2 separate regions of the Homo sapiens genome follow, and region 2 is linked to region 1. The links are chromatin loops, found by intact Hi-C in ENCODE. Cell type or tissue: IMR-90. All regions are shown on one strand. Links, peaks and the distances in the headings refer to the core of each region. The heading gives the core; the rest is flanking DNA. Region 1 overlaps ACSL3 (acyl-CoA synthetase long chain family member 3). Region 2 has its middle 64 kb from the start of ACSL3.

Region 1 (8,536 bases), core at 537-8,536:
ATTTTTAAGATAGTTTTTAATTTATGTTAAATTTTAGTTTTTTAAAACACATGCTATGAAATACTGATAGGGTTTAAAGGTGAATATTCTAATATTTGTAACTTTCTTTTAAAATGTGTACATGGCAGTATTCATAACAGTTTTTCATAGTTGAAATTCATCATGAAATGTCAGATTGAAGTTTATTTAGCAACGAACTCTGCCAAAGCATTGGAAAATATTATGAATCAAACAGTAAAACTGGCGGTTGCATGAAATGGATATGCCAGTGCCAAGTATGGCACATGCATTTTAAAAAAAATGAGGAGTTATTTACTACTTGTCACTGTAATAATAACTGCAGTCAACACAGTTCACCATTTTGTTCCTTATCTGTTATCCTTTCTATATTTCAGTTATCATTCTTATGTCATTGGATTTGTTGTGCCAAATCAAAAGGAACTAACTGAACTAGCTCGAAAGAAAGGACTTAAAGGGACTTGGGAGGAGCTGTGTAACAGTTGTGAAATGGAAAATGAGGTACTTAAAGTGCTTTCCGAAGCTGCTATTTCAGGTGAGTATTCGGTTAAACTGATACTAAAAACTGAGATGGGAAGAGAGTACTTACATGCATTCAACCTGTTTTAAGGTTTAGGGTTCATTACTTTCTGCTCAGAAACCATTTCTACCGTTAGTATATGGAAGAGTAAACTTATCAGTCCCCCATTCAAGCCTTGCTACACAAATTAACCACTCCCACCAAACTGATGTACATGTATCTTGAATGTTCTTGTCTCTGCAACCTTTGCTTTCTGGGTTACCCTTTCTCTTATGTCAGCTGTTCTTCAAGGCCTTGCTCAGTTTTCTGGCCACACTAGCCCATAGTGATCAGGCCAAAACTCCTTTTGAAACTTTATACAATGTTAGAGTACTGGTAGTTGGTTGTACTAATAGTTTCATAACCATTTTTGGTGGGGTGAGGAGTGCCCAAGACTAGTTTAATATTGTTGGTCTAATAAAAACATCTGTGTCTTTTGAGTTGTTGTGTCAAGCATAAAACAAGCGTGAATTATTTTTTATTTTATTTATTTTTTTAAGAGACAGGGTCTCTTCTGTTGCCCGAACCAGAATGCAGTGGCAGTCATAGCTTACTGCAGCCTTGAACTCCCAGGCTCAAGCGATTCTTCCCTTCAGCCTCCCAAGTAGCCGGGACTACCAGTGCATGCCACTATGCCTAGCTAATTAAAAAAAATTTTTTTGTTGTTTTGTTTTGTTGTTGAGATGAGGCCTCACTATGTTGGCCAGGCCAGTCTTGAACTCCTAGGCTGCAGCGATCCTCCCAACTTAGCTTCCTGAGTACCTGGGACTACAAGCATGTGTCACCATGCCAGGCTCCAGCATTTACTTTTTAGTCTCTTCACATTTCAGTAATGTCAGATTCCACACAGTCTTTTAAGTCAGCCCTGTGGTACATGCCTTATTGGTTTTGCTCATAGTGTATATTCCTTTGGAAACCACTCCTGAAATATTTTTAATCTTTGAAGACTGAAACCTTGTGTATTATTTCTATGTTTACTTTTACAGGTTAGAGTTAATACATCTTTTTTTACTCCCAAGGCACTTTATGTCTTTAATTTTGCATATTTCTTTCTTTTATTGTAGTAAAAATCTCATAACGTTCAATTTACTATCTTAACATTTTAAGTGTACAATTCAGTAATGTTAAGTGTATTTACATTATTGCACAACTGATCTTTATAACTATTTCATCTTGCAAAACGGAGACACTATACCCATTACACTAATTCCCCTTCCCTCTCTCCCCCTTCCCTCCACCTTTTTACTTTATGTTTCTAAAATTTTGATTACTTGAGGTACTTCATACATGTGGAATCATACGGTATTTATTCTTTTGTGACTGTCTTATTTAGTGTATCTTCAGGGTTTATTCATATTGTACCATGTGATAGGATTTTTCTTTTTTAGGTTGCGTAATACTCCATTGTATGTATATTGCACATTTTCTTTATCCATTCATCTGTGTTTGGACATTTGGGTTGTTTCTACCTTTTGGGTATTGTGAATAATGCTGTGATGAACATAGATGTGCAAATATGGCTTTGAGATTCTGCTTTGAATTATTTTGGATATATACCCAGAAATGAGATTGTTAGATCCTATGGCAATTATTAATACTATATTTAATTTTTTCAGGAAACTCCATACTGTGTTCCTTAATGACTATTGATTTACATTCCCACCAACGGTATTAAGGGTTTCCATTTCTCCACATCCTCACCAACATTTGTATATTTTTTTCTAATATCCATTCTAACAGATGTGAAGTGATATCTCATTGTGGTTTTGATTTGCATTTCTCTTTTTATTAGTTATGTTGGGCATCTTATATATACTTGTTGGCCATTTACATATCTTCTGCAGAAAATTGTCGATTCAAGTCCTTTGCCCATTTTAAAATCAGAATTCTGCACCCTCCCCCCCCACCCCACCCCCGTAGTTAAGTTGTACAAGTTTCTTACAAATTCTGAACATGTATTAGTCTGTTCTCACACTGCTATAAAGACATACCTGAGACTGGGTAATTTATAAAGGAAAGAGGTTTAATTGACTCACAGTTCTGCATGGCTCGGGGAGGCCTCAGAAAACTTACTGTACATTTGTGGCAGAAGGGGAGAGAGGGAAGCAAAGGGACATCTTACATGGCGGCAGGCGAGAGAGCAAATGAAGAGAGAGAGAGAGAAAGCGAAGGGGGAAGAGCCCCTAAAACCATCAGATCTTGTGAGGTCTCACTCACCATCACGAGAACAACATGGAGAAACCGCACCCATGATCCAGTCACCTCCCACCAGGTTCCCCCCTTGACATGTCGGGATTATGGGGAATATAATTTGAGATGAGATTTGGGTGGGGACCCAGAACTAAACCTTATCAGGACATTGCATTTATTTGTGTCTTTTAAAATTTCTTTTAGTAACATTTTGTAGTTTTCAGGGTACAAGTCTTTCACCTCCTTGGTTAGGTTTATTCCTAAGTATTTCCTCCTTTTTGATGCTACATTAAATGGTATTGTTTTCTTAATTTCTTTTTCAGAACAGTTATTGTTAGTGTATAGACATGCAATTGATTTTTCGTGTTGATTTTTTTTATCCTGCAACTTTGCTGGAATCTTTATTAGTTATGAAGGTTGTGTGTGTGTCTTTAGAGTTTCCTACATATAACTTTTCTTTTTGATCTTCTGATTGTTCTATTCATAAATGAAAGTGGAGTATTGAAGTCTCCTACTATTATTGTATTGCTTTCTATTTCTTCCCCTAGTTATGTCAGTGTTTGCTTCATATATTTAGAAACACTCAAGTTACGCGTATATTTGTAATTGTTATATCATCCTGGAGAATTGACTCTTTTATCATTATATTGTAATTAATGTCCTTCTTTGTCTATTGTGACAATTTTTGTCTTAAAGTCTGTTTTATTTAAGTATGGCCATCCCCTTTAGGTTCTTATTTTCATGGAATATCTATTTCCATCCTTCACTTTAGGTTACGCATGCCCTTGGATCTAATGTATGTTTCTTGTGGATGGCATATACTTGAGTCTTGTTTTATATTCAGTTGGTCAATCTGTATCTTTTAATTGGGCATTTAATTTACATTTCAGGTCATTATTGATATGAAAGACTTTTCATACCTATTTCCATTTTGTTAACTATTTTCTGTATATCTTGTAGCTTTTCCTCTCTTGCTGCCTTCTTTTGTTTTGTTGATTTTTTGTGTGTATAATTACATTCTTTGATTCCCTTGTCTTTTATCTTTGTGTATGTTCTATAGACATTTTCTTTGTGGTTGTCAATACAGTTACATAAAACATCTTAAAATTATTAACAGTATATTTTAGTTTGATAGCAGCTTAATCTTCCGTCTCATATAAAAACTTGACTCCTTTGTAACTCTGCTCCTCCCTCAAAAAAGACCTTTTTATTGTGTAGTCATTAATATAGATTCATAATTACTTTTTATGTCTTTGTTTTTTAAATTCTATACAGATTTAAATGTGACTTATACACCTATATCAAATTACTTTCAGAATTCTGTATTTGCCTATGTATTTACCTTTACCAAGGAGTATTGTAGTTTCTTATGGTTTTGTGTTACTGTTTGTTTTCATTTTGCTTTAACTTGAAGTACTCCTATCATTATTTTTTGTAGGACTGGTCTAGTGGTGATAAACCCCCTCTACTGTTGTTTATCAAGGAGTCTTAATTTTTCCCTTATTTTCGAAGGACAGGTTTAGGTTACAGTATTCTTGGTTGACAATTTTTTTTCTTTCAGTATTTTGAATACTACTATTTTCTAACCTGCCAGTTTTCTGCTGATAAATGATAGTTCAATGAGAGCTTCTTTGTATGTGATGAGTCATTTTTCTCTTGCTGCTTTCAAGATTTTTTGTGACTTTTGACAGCTTGATTACGAGTGTGTTTTGGTGTAGTTCTCTTCCTAGTGGAGTGTTTTGAGCTGCTTGAATTTATACTCCCATTTCTCTTCTCAGATACAGGAAGGTTTTGGCCATGATTTCTTCAAATAGGCTTTCTGCTCCTTTCTGTCTTCTTTTTCTGAACTCCTATAATGAGCATTTTTCCACTTGATGGTGTCCCATTCATTCCTTAGGTTCTCTTCATTTTTACATTTTTCCTCTCTTAGTAATTTCAGAAGTCCTGTCTTGGAGTTCATAGATTCTTTTTTCTACCTGGTCAAGTTGCTGTCGATCCTCTAGTGAATTTTTCAATCCATTTATTGTATTTGGTTCCAGAATTTCTATTTGGTTCTTCATTTTAAAAAAATTTCTTTCATTTATACTTTCATTTTGTTCATGCGTTGTTTTCTTGTTTTTTTTCAGGTGTCTGTCTGTACTCTCTTGTAATTCATTGAGCATTCTTATGACGGTTATTTTGAATTTGGTAATTCATCTATTTCCATGTCTTTCTGGGGTTTATTTCTGGAGATTTAATTTGATCTTTTGATAGCCTGTGTTTTTCTATTTCTTTGTATGTCTTTATTTTTGTTGGGATGTCAGCATTTGAAAAATCAGCTACCTTTCTCTGTCTTACAGTCTGCTTTTGTATTGAGAGGACTTTGTCCAGTCAGCCCTACTACGGATTCTAGAGCCAGCCATCTTAAGCCTTTTCCGAGGCTGTGTCCTTTTTGAGTTTGTGGGGTACAATCTAATTGAAGAGGTTTGCTGGTTTCTACTCAGGAGCTCCCTCTGGTGTCTGTCTGTGATATTGTGGCCTCACTGGTGCTGTAGTTGGCCATGGTACTGGAGCTCTACCTAGTGTCTGTGATACTGCAGCCTCTGGTTCATGTTAATCTTTGTTCTTGACAGCTCCCAACCTGGTGCCCTGTTCCTGTTATTTAGATTCAGGAAAGACAGAAGCAAGTTTCTTGCACCCCAGAAGTCAGAATATTGGATGTGTGTTCCACTCCTCTTAGGGATTTCTTCCCTATTACTTTGTACTGTGCTGAGGGGAGGGTCTCTGGCAAGCGAATGCCTTGCATTTTTCTACCAGCCTTTGATGCGGTTGGTTTCCTTCTGTCCCGGAGTGTAGGAACTTCTTAAGTGGTTTCTGGGTTTCTTACACAGGCAATAAATAGGCCCATATAGCATTGTTAAATCCATGTTTCTGTAGGGGAAGGAGGGACTGCGTTTTCCTATATTGTCATCTTGCTGACATCACTCCTTAACACATTTCTTTCATGTATCATATGGCTAGCTGTTTACCCATTTCCCTTTGTTAGATTGCATGCTACTTGAAAGCAGAAACTTGTCATTTTTTTGCATTTTTAAAAGAATGTTTAGTAAAGCACTTTACATGTAGTAATAGTTTTTTAATATTTGTTGAACAAATGCTTAGAAAAATAAGTCAGTCCTACTGACGACATACGGTTTTTCAAAACTACATCTGCCCCTTAATCTCCTTTAAATGTTTTCCTTTCTTCCCTTCCTTTCTCCCTTCATTTGCTGCTATCATGAATCTCCTTAGTATTAGGCAATATGTTAGTAACACAATAGTGAGCAAGCATTCTGTATCCACATAGCTTGTAGGGAATATCCTGGTTCAATGACATAATTTGTCTTAAACTTTATTATTTTTTAATTTCTGAAGTAAATGTGCTCTGCATAATAAATTCAAGGAAAACAAATAGGCATAAAGGAAAAGGTGAATTTCCCCATTTCCTTTCTCCTGGATACCAGGCTCTAGAGGTGTGGAGTTTATAGCTTGGTATGTATCCTTCTCCTCACATCTAGGTGCATATAAGTTTATGCAGCCTGTGCTGGAACTTGTCTTTTTTTTTTTTTTTTTTAACCTAACAATAGGCATTTATGCAGCATATAATGAAGTTTCAGTCAGTGACAGACACAGACTGCATATATGACAGTGGTCACGTAAGATTATAATGTATTTTTACTGCCTTTTCTATGTTTAGATACACTTAAATACACAAATACTTAACTATTGTGTTACAATTACCTATGGTATTCAGTACAATAACGTGCTGTGCGGGTGTGTAGCCTAGGAGCCGTAGGCTAGATAATGCAGCCTAGATGTATATATAGTAGGCTATACCATCGACATTCGTGTAAGATATGCTATGATGTTCCCATGATGGCAAAACTGCCAAGTGTGTGATGCATTTCTCAGAACATATCCCTGTCATTAAGAGATGCGTGACTATATTGGATACCCTATTAGATACCTGTCTAAATGTAATTTTTTTTTTTTTTAAATGAGATGGGGTTTCGCTCTGTTGCCCAGGCTGGAGTGCAGTAGCACGATCATAGCTCACTGCATCTTCAGATCTCCTGGGCTCAAGTCATCCTCCCACCTCAGCCTCCTGAGTAACTGGTACTACAAGCGTATGCCACTATACCCAGCTTATATTTTTTATTTCTATTAAAAAATATTTTTAAGTTACTTATTTTAGAGACAAGGTCTCGCTATGTTACCGAGGCTGGCCTTGAATTCCTGGCCTCAAGCGATCCTCCTGCCTGAGCTTTCAGAGTTACTGGGATTACAGGCATGAGCCATCATGCCTGGCTCTAACTCGTTTTCAATGACAGAATATATATTCTATTTTGTTCCTATATCATATTTTATTTAACTCATTTTCCTCTTGATGGGGACTTGTTAAATAGTTTATTGTTTTACTTATGTTTGTATTTTGAGGAATAGATTCTTTAGAAGTGACATTCATGGTTCACTTGTTGGTTGTGCATTTTGATGGATACGCAAAAAGTGGGGAAGTTACACCATTTGCTAAGAACTTAAATACCTTTTCTTCTTTTCTTTTTTTTTAATCATCTTAGCAAGTCTGGAAAAGTTTGAAATTCCAGTAAAAATTCGTTTGAGTCCTGAACCGTGGACCCCTGAAACTGGTCTGGTGACAGATGCCTTCAAGCTGAAACGCAAAGAGCTTAAAACACATTACCAGGCGGACATTGAGCGAATGTATGGAAGAAAATAATTATTCTCTTCTGGCATCAGTTTGCTACAGTGAGCTCAGATCAAATAGGAAAATACTTGAAATGCATGTCTCAAGCTGCAAGGCAAACTCCATTCCTCATATTAAACTATTACTTCTCATGACGTCACCATTTTTAACTGACAGGATTAGTAAAACATTAAGACAGCAAACTTGTGTCTGTCTCTTCTTTCATTTTCCCCGCCACCAACTTACTTTACCACCTATGACTGTACTTGTCAGTATGAGAATTTTTCTGAATCATATTGGGGAAGCAGTGATTTTAAAACCTCAAGTTTTTAAACATGATTTATATGTTCTGTATAATGTTCAGTTTGTAACTTTTTAAAAGTTTGGATGTATAGAGGGATAAATAGGAAATATAAGAATTGGTTATTTGGGGGCTTTTTTACTTACTGTATTTAAAAATACAAGGGTATTGATATGAAATTATGTAAATTTCAAATGCTTATGAATCAAATCATTGTTGAACAAAAGATTTGTTGCTGTGTAATTATTGTCTTGTATGCATTTGAGAGAAATAAATATACCCATACTTATGTTTTAAGAAGTTGAGATCTTGTGAATATATGCCTGTCAGTGTCTTCTTTATATATTTATTTTTTATTAGAAAAAATGAAGTTTGGTTGGTGATGCATGAAACAAAATAGCAAGAGAGGGTTATAGTTTAATAGTAAGGGAGATAACACAGCATGTGTAGCACCAGTTGATAATTGGTCTCTAGTAGCTTACTGTCAAAATGTTCAATGAAGTCTTCTGTTCATCTGTTGAAACTAGGAAAATACCCAAACTTAAATGGAAGAATTCTGAAAGAGAGGATAGAATTTAAAGAACAAGAGTATATAAAGTTATTCTTTGAATATTTCGTTGACTATATGTACATTGAGTTATCTATATTTGTAAACAAATTAGTCATGGAAAATTATTCTATCTCAAAGTCTCCTTTTAGTCTAGATAATCATTATTTCATTTTAAAATTAGTGTTTTTCCTAGTTTGC
Region 2 (8,536 bases), core at 309-8,308, 140 kb before region 1:
CCAGTCCAGATCTGTCTGTCTTAGAGCAGAGAATGTGTGGATTCAGCACAAGTCTCCCCAGAGACATGCAAATGCAAAAAAGAAATGAGTATTTCGACAGAACACGTCAAGTCAATGAAGATGGCGTGAGGATGTTTGAAGGATTAGGAGGACAGTGGAGCTTTGTGGGGTCTGGGCAGGACAGCAGGTCATCCATGGTGCAGAGAAGTAACTGTTATTCTCTTCCTTTTAAATCTATTGCTCTTCCAAAAACAAGATTCCCTGTTAGTGGTTAAGAATCCCAAAACGCAAACCCGTGATAAAAATTGCTATGTCACTTTCTGGAAGCCATCATTTTCTCTTTATTTCCAAAATAAAGATGCTCTACCCTCCTCCTCCTCCTTCTTCACTAAAATGTTATGTCTGAGCATGGTCAATCAAAATTCAAGAGGTATAAAAAGAAATACTGTAAACCAGTTTTTTTTTTAAATGAAGAAATATTTCCCTTAAAGCATAAAGTGCAGAAACATTGTAAAAAAAAAATGCCATGTTTATCCTCAATTCTCCCTCTGAAGACAGTTTATTACCAGTTTCTTGTGTTTACTTCCAGAGATATGTTATTGGGTTGTGCAAAAGTAATTGCGGTTTTTGCCATTAAAAGTAATTGCAAAAACCACAATTACTTTTGCACCAACCTAATGTACATAAGTATATTCCGACATGTTATTTTGAGCTCCACAGAAACAAAACAAGATTTGCCACCTGGTGACAGACCATCCTGTTGTTCCCAAGGAGAAAGGTGAGGTCATGATGTGGATTATGTAAGGTCACGAGGCTCCCTCCTAGATATTCTGACCCCTGCAGAATTCTTTATGTGATTGTCCTGCCTTTTATCCATAGGTCAGAAGACACACTCCATCTCTGCTTAAGTGAGGCAGAATAAAATAAAATCTTATTCAGAGTATTTCCAAGTCTAAATTGTGGGGCACAAAAAAGTCTATTATTTTGCCAGCAGCACCTACAAGGTCTTTTGTCTACAAATGTAAATCAATCAGTGTTTTAGTCAGCTTGGGCTGCTATGAGAAAATACCATAGACTGGATGTCTTAAACAACAGATTTATTTTCTCACAGGTCTGGAGGCCAGAAGTTCGAGATCAACGTGCCAGCAGGGCCGGTTTCTGGTGAGGCCTTTCCTCCTGGCTTGCAGACCACCGCCTTCTCATCCTGTCCTCACGTGGACCTGGCATTTCCTGTGTGCATGAGAGGATAGAGATAGAGCTCTCTGGGGTCTCTTCTTGTTTTTTTTTTGAGACGGAGTCTCACTCTGTTGCCCAGGCTGGAGTGCAGTGGCACGATCTTGGCTCACTGCAAGCTCCGCCTCCCAGGTTCACACCATTTTCCTGCCTCAGCCTCCCGAGTAGCTGGGACTACAGGCGCCCGCCACCACGCCTGGCTAATTTTTTGTATTTTTATTACAGACGGGGTTTCACCATGTTAGTCAGGATGGTCTTGATCTCCTGACCTCGTGATCCGCCAGCCTTGGCCTCCCAAAGTGCTGAGATTACAGGCATGAGCCACCATGCCCAGCTGGGGTCTCTTTTTATAAGGACACTAATTCTATCAGATCAGAGCCTGACTCTTGTGACCTCATTTAACCTTAATTACCTCCTTAAGACCCTATCTCCAGATACAGAAGGTCTCCAACTTACAATGGTTTGACTTATGATTTTTTAACCTCATGTGGTGGGAAAGATCCAAATTCAATAGAGACCATACTTCGAGTGCCCATACACCCATTCTGTTTTTCACCTTCAGGACAGTATTTAATACATTGCATGAGATATTCGACACTATTATAAAATAGGCTTTGTGTTAGATGATTCACCCAACAGTAGGATAATGAAAGTATCCTGAGCAGGTTTAAGATTGGTTAGGCTAAGCTATGACGTACAGTAGATTAGGTGTATTAAATGCACTTTTGACTTACATTTTCAACTTACAATGGTTTTATTAGAGCGTAACCACATCTAAAAATTAGGAGCACCTGTATAGTCAAATCAGGGATTAGGGCTTCAACATATGAATTTGACAGGGGGTGGGGGAAGGACACAATTTAGTTCACAACAGTTAGCAACATTGATAACTATTTTAATAAAATAATAACGGCTACTATCTAAGTGTCAGGCAATGTGCAGCATGCTTTATGCATATTACTTAGAGTCCTCAAATGAACTCCACGAAGTGGACATTATTATCACCAGAGTGATTGAAACTAGAAACATTTAACAAGTGGTATGTTTGAGCACTGACTAGTCAGATTGAACACCAGCTATAAACAAGCACGGTGGCTGTTGTTCCAGTGCATGCTGGCCAAAGATGAGCCCCCAAATGATCACGTTTTTCAGGTAAAGAAGGAGAGGATTGGAGAGGAGAAGGGAACTGGACAAGCCCACGCAGCTGGCATATGGTGGAGCAGGGACACGTCTGTCTTACTCAACATTATTTTGCCTCTCTTCTACCTTGCCAGGAGTTATCTGCTGGAGATCCCCATATTTCTCTACTTTGGTGAGTCTTTGAGTGTTTTCCATCATATTCACAACTCAATGACTGTGCCTGCCACGACAGAGGCTGGTTTGGGATCAAGTCAGTTTGGCCACTGTCTCCTCTCTGAACAGACTCAGACTGCGGTAGCAGGGGATCGTCTTTGCTGTCCATGCTGGCTCACGTTTGACACTATTGCAATGTTTCTGCATCTGGGTCTTTGCATTGGACCAAGCTGTCTTTTTCCAGAAGACATATCTGGGTCTTTGGGGTCATTTGCCTTCTTCCCTGAATTTGACCTCTACTGTCAATCTAGATTTGGGTTCATGCTGACTCACCATACCCATTACATGCTGCCTTTGTTCCCTAGCCTGACCTGATCTTGGGCCTCAGGCTACAGCCTGCTTTTCCATTACAAAGTACCCAAACACCAAACACAATGCTGTCTGAGTGCCCCCTTTCCCTGCCAAATTCTTTTTTTGTGCTATTTGGACCTCAGCTGCTGACACTTTCCTCCATAAGCCTTTATTCCCCTCCCCAATGAACTAATGAACTCCGCTTCCTTTTCTAAGTGCTCCTCATTCTTTCTCTTTCTTATGTTTTTTATTTTTGTCTGTTTTTGTTTTTTGAGACAGAGTCTCACTTTTTCACCCAGGCTGGAGTGCAGTGGTGCAATCTCATCTCACTGCAACCTCTGCCTCCCAGGTTCAAGAGATTCTCCTGCCTCAGTCTCCCAAGTAGCTGGGATTACAGGCACACGCCACCACGCCCAGCTAATTTTATTTTTTCTTGCTTCCACATTCCCCCTTTTCTTCTTTTCCTTTTTCTTTTCCCCCTGTTTTAGGATTGCATTAGCACGTATCCAAAGAGCAGCCTTCACTCTTGATATTTGGGGCTTAGGAACATCCCTGTCTCCTGGGCTGTCAGGGGCATAGTATATCTGTGGGACATTCTGTAAACCTGTCAGTCAGTGATACCTACAAGCAACCAGAATTAGGCCATTTTCAAGGCACCTTCATTAAAGATTAAAAGGCAACCTTGCCTGTCCCAAATTTTACCACACTTCCCCCCAAATGTCACCTTGTCCAGAGGGAAAGGGAAATACGTGATTGGAAAATCTGCTATCATATGCAAACTTTACCTGGACATGCCCCACTTCTTCAAATAAAGTTCCACTGTGCAAACTATTCTACGGCCCTATATCCTGCTGTACTCATTGTTACTAGAATAAATATTTGCAGTATAAGCAGAACTTTGTTCTGAGGATAAATCCACAGGATACTTAGCACTCTGACAAATGAAAAGCCAGTTTTTAGCTGCCCTTTGTTTGATACAAACTGGATGTTGTGTTTTCTTTTCTGGGTTATGTATAACGTACAAATTCTAGGCAATCTTTGACAAGAACTTATAATAACAAACTGCCTTTTGACAATGACTCTAGAGAGCCTTCCTGTCTCCAGAAAATATCCCTCTGTGGCTCCAAAGGTCTCAGTCTCAGGGTGATGTCCTGGCTACTTTTCTTTTGCACCATAAATGAAATGACAGTGAAGACATCAACCTCGCCATGTTGGAAAACTGCCTAAGATGTTTCTTGGAACTGTGGCCAGTCCCAGGAACAGAAAGGCATGATGTTCACAGCTAAAACTTCCTCACAGCGGCCTGCTGTACCTCCTCATGCCTGAGAATTGCTCTGAGGAAGGACTCATTTACCACATTTGCACTGCAGAAGTCAACACCCAGCGATCAAAGGACATCCTGGAAAAGTCAGTATAGATCCTGAACCAAAAACCTCAGAAGTGATTCCAGGCTGCTGCCCAAGAGCTGACATGCATACATTTGTTCATCACTCAACAAATATTTATTGAGTGCTATCTCTGTTGTAAACACTGTACTGGATGTGAATGTCCAGCTGCAGAAGAAACAGACCCAAGCCTCCGGGAGCTGACTGTTCCCAGGAGGGGGCCCTTGGCTCTTTGCAGTGAGTTGTCATCCTGGGCACTGACAGGCAGTGGTGTGAGCCTGCTGAGCCAGAGAGACGATGAGCTGCTCCCACAATACCCAATAATCAGGCCCCAGGGTGCCTCCTCTGCTGTACCTAAAACACTTCAGATGAACTGCAGCTTTTCAAATCTGCTCTTCATGTGTCAAAGAAATTTTGGAATTTTTTTCCTACAGTAAAAGATGAAAAACAGGAGCCCGACAAGCAGAACCTATACCTAATGTTAAGGGGAAGACCGCCTAGGTTCCACACTTGAGAAATTATTTTTGAGAATGTTTAATCTTGTTAGAACGGATTTCTGTGACTGCTGCCAGGGTCTCTGAACCCTCAGCAAATAAATGCAGATGACATTTATTTGCTGAAGATAATGCTACCATAATAAATGTAAAAGGGTCACTATCTTTCCCCTAAACTTCCTCCTCCCCCAAAATAATCTTTCCTGCAGCTTATCTTCTTTGACTCTAGGGGGCATAGCCATTAAGTCTTTATTCCTTTTGAACTTGATGCCGTCTGCCTTTGGCAAAGAATTGCCCTATTATTGTTTCTGAAAGAAAGTATTTGAAAAATTTAAAAGCCAGTTCTTGGCCTTGTATTTTTTTTTTTTTTTTTTTTTAGGAAAAGCTCTAGCCATTCAATGACCAACTTTCTGCCTATTACTATATCAGTCATTTACTTGCTTTAAAGTAAATCATGTGTCAAATCATGATGTTTTGCTCAAAGATGAACTGCATCTATATACAATGTGGTCCCGTAAGATTATAATGGAGCTGCCCTAAATAGATGTTCCATTTAAAAAAATTTTATATTGTATTTTTACTGTACCTTTTCTATGTTTAGATACACAAATGCTTACCATTGTGTTTTAATCGCCCATGGTATTCAGTCCAGTCACATGTTATATAGGATTTATAGAACAACAGGCTGTACTATACAGCCTAAGTGTGTAGTAGGCTATACTATCTAGGTTTGTATGAGTACATCTATGACATTCAAATAACAACGAAATTGCCTAATGACACATTTCTCAGAATGTATCCTCATTAGGTGACACATGACCGTAATGATGATTCTTAAAAGACAGGGGAAGAGGATGATTAATGACTTATTTTAACTCCAGTGACTAAAACACAATCAACTTCCTATTTCTGAGTGGCACTCAGAAAAATAATTCCTCCTTTTCTTTTTTATTATTCTAATTTTCTTTTTCTTTTTTTGAGACAGAGTCTTGGTCTGTCACCCAGGCTGGAGTGCAGTGGCGTAATCTTGGCTCACTGTAACCTCTGCCTTCCAGGTTCAAGGGATTCTTCTGCCTCATCCTCCCAAGTAGCTGGGACAACAGGCATGTGCCACCACACCCAGCTAATTTTTGTATTTTTGGTAGAGACAAGGTTTCACCATATTGGCCAAGCTAATCTGAAACTCCTGATCTTAAGTGATCCACCCTCCTCGGCCTCCCAAAGTGCTGGGATTATAGGCATGAGCCACCGCACCCAGTCTTATTTTTCCAATTTTCTAGACAATATTTAAAGAATGCAGTGGATTGGTATTCTAAAATCCAAGTTTATATACTGCCCAGAAAATACCCTTTAGTTGATGCACTGAGAGATGACCCAACTGTGTTGACAGGTGATCCAGTCTTTTAGCTACCTCTGCTTACTTTTCCTGGGTTATGGGGAGCCTTGAGATAAGTATGAGGCTGTAAAGGTGTAGGTGTGGCCCAGGTGTCTGCAGCTCTGAAGGTGGAGGTGCAGCCCAGGTGTAGCTCTTTGAACCAGCATTCCCCTTAACATGACAGGTCAGCTCCTTTCAGAACTGACCCACCACTTGATTGGAGAATACTTCAGCAGGAAGCCACTTGGTTGTACAGTGGGAATCTCTTAGAGATGCACAATTGTTTCTGGACTCAATCCCAATCCCAGGAACCTCAGCGTGAGGTGAGATTTGGGTGTCAGGCAGGATGGGCCCCATGGCCTAACGAAACCTACTGACATTCATTCTAGGTTCACATTCAATTGTAGCCAGTACCTTAAAGGGAGCAATTTTACCAAGTTCTAGGCATGGACACTGTGCACATTGACAACATATCTTTGAGTTTAGTTCCCTCCTGATCTTGTTGGCAAATTGCTGTTCATAGACAAATTCTTTTCTGCCATATACTTCAGGATTTCCCATTTCCAAATTCAGATAACATTCTGCTATAACGAAGTTATTTTAGGATTAATTTATTAAGATGTTCCTTTGTTTCATTGCCTGATGTTGCAAATGTAATTTTGGAGATCATATCACTATACCAAAGAGATTGCGTTCTTAACACAAAGAGGACATTTCTTATAGGTCTTATAGGTTGTTACCTGCAAGCAATTTTGTAATTACTTTCTGAAGGTTTTTATTGTGTTGACTAAGAGAAATCAGTTGTTTTCATTGCTTAAGGAAGGATTAAGGAGTTTGTTTAAGGAGAAACACGAAATAGTTTCCCAACTGGCACATCTGTTAAGGGTACAGGTAAGCTGGCTTGGAAGCGTCCAGTCTGGAAATTCGCCTCTGCACTGTTTTCATGGTGAGAGTTGTGGATAGGAAGGGGAGGTGATGGAAAAGGAGTAGAGGGGTAAAGTGCAACTCTACACACAGGCAGTCAACTCCAGCAGGACAGGAATGTCTTCATGATTCTGCTGCTTAACTCACACACTCAGCTGATCATGAGGCGTGACTGTTCTCTTCCTGAAAGAAGGCAAGACATACAGACAAACGTTCATTGTATCCTTGCTCTGTGGAAGATGTGTGCTACATAAACTCTTCAGGGGAAGACAAGGGACTATAAGAAACAGTCTTAAAGCCATCGATTTAGCAGGAGTGATGTTAAACACCATTAAAGACATTAGTACAGTCTGGGCAACATGGCACAACCCTATCTCTACAAAAAAATACAAAAATTAGTCAGTCGTGATGGTGTGCACCTGTAGTCCCAGCTACTTGGGAGGCTGAGGTGGGACCTCTTGAGCCCAGGAGATTGAGGCTGCAGTGAGTTGTGATCATGCCACTGCACTCCAGCCTGAGCAACAGAGCAAGACTCTGTCTCAGAGAGAGAGAGAGAAAGAGAGAAGATGGTCACGTGGATGTCAGTGTAGGGTTTTGATACCTGTCCCCTTCAAAACTGCTCCTTGGGCTTCCTACGTGCACTCAAATGAATGGGAATTAAGTGGCTAGTCAGTTCCAAAGTACTGAGGACCCCCCTCTCCCCAATGCAGAGCTTCTTCCACAAGCAGCACTTGGCCCCTGGAAGCCCAAGCAGGGATTCCCTCACTGGTCTCCCTATCCCCCACTGGGCGCCTGGGCACATGGAGGAAGGAGATTCCAGGTCCTTGTCTCTACCGGTTTCAGAACAAGGAGTCGGATCAAAGAATCCACAATTCAGAGGGCAGGGAACACTGGAAGAATTTTGCTCACTACTACGTCCCCAGGGCCAAGTGTTGAGTAGAAACTCAACAGAGGCTGACTGAATGAATGACTGAATGGAGCATGACATAGAGTAAGAGTTTCTGTTTATATTTTATGCACCTAATGGAGTGGATTCCTGAAAGAAGGAATTCAGAGTGGATTCCATTAGATGCATAAAATACAAACAGAAATTCTTACTCTATGTCAAGGAAAACATGGCATTATTGTAGGTTGAATCAAACATACATAATTAGACATACATTCTTGCTGCATTTTAAAAAATCACAGCCACTCCAAAATTAATTTTAAACATTTTTCACTTAAGCCATAAAAAGTTATTTCTTTTTAAAAATCTATTTTTTCTAGAACCCTAGATGGTTAATATAGAATAAGCACATTAATTGAGATGACAAAATTGGGGTTACTGGTATTTAAAAATTATCTTTGCATAAAACCTATTTTGTTTTACCTAATCAAACAATTAAGTATTTCCAATGGAATGTTGATTGTTTGGAATACAAAGTACTAAGTAAAGTGCTCAGATTTTTTTTGTTTGTTTTTATTTTAAGAATTGACCAACT

The links. Peaks named below come from ENCODE experiments on the same cell type or tissue, not always from the same donor. Only the 100,000 strongest peaks of a DNase experiment are listed, where the experiment ranks them.
Region 2: it touches region 1 in a loop (7-fold over the local background); 5 of 110 quality-filtered maps call a loop at or near these places.

The regions. Positions count from the first base shown.
Region 1 is chr2:222,934,135-222,942,670 of GRCh38, forward strand. ACSL3 (acyl-CoA synthetase long chain family member 3) reads left to right here. Exons shown (of 17, transcript NM_004457.5): 16 at 396-553; 17 at 7,363-8,536. The coding sequence ends at 7,520. Among named protein-coding and RNA genes, the nearest start is that of ACSL3-AS1, 19 kb to the left of the region's middle. In IMR-90, for the core only: a CTCF peak has its summit at 5,276 (motif pointing left); DNase peaks (open chromatin) are centred at 5,267 and 7,697.
Region 2 is chr2:222,792,502-222,801,037 of GRCh38, forward strand. No RefSeq gene overlaps it. Among named protein-coding and RNA genes, the nearest start is that of ACSL3, 64 kb to the right of the region's middle. RefSeq lists enhancers at 2,062-2,984, 2,985-3,907. In IMR-90, for the core only: a CTCF peak has its summit at 4,983 (motif pointing right); no DNase peak of the experiment used is centred there; H3K27ac peaks cover 229 bases.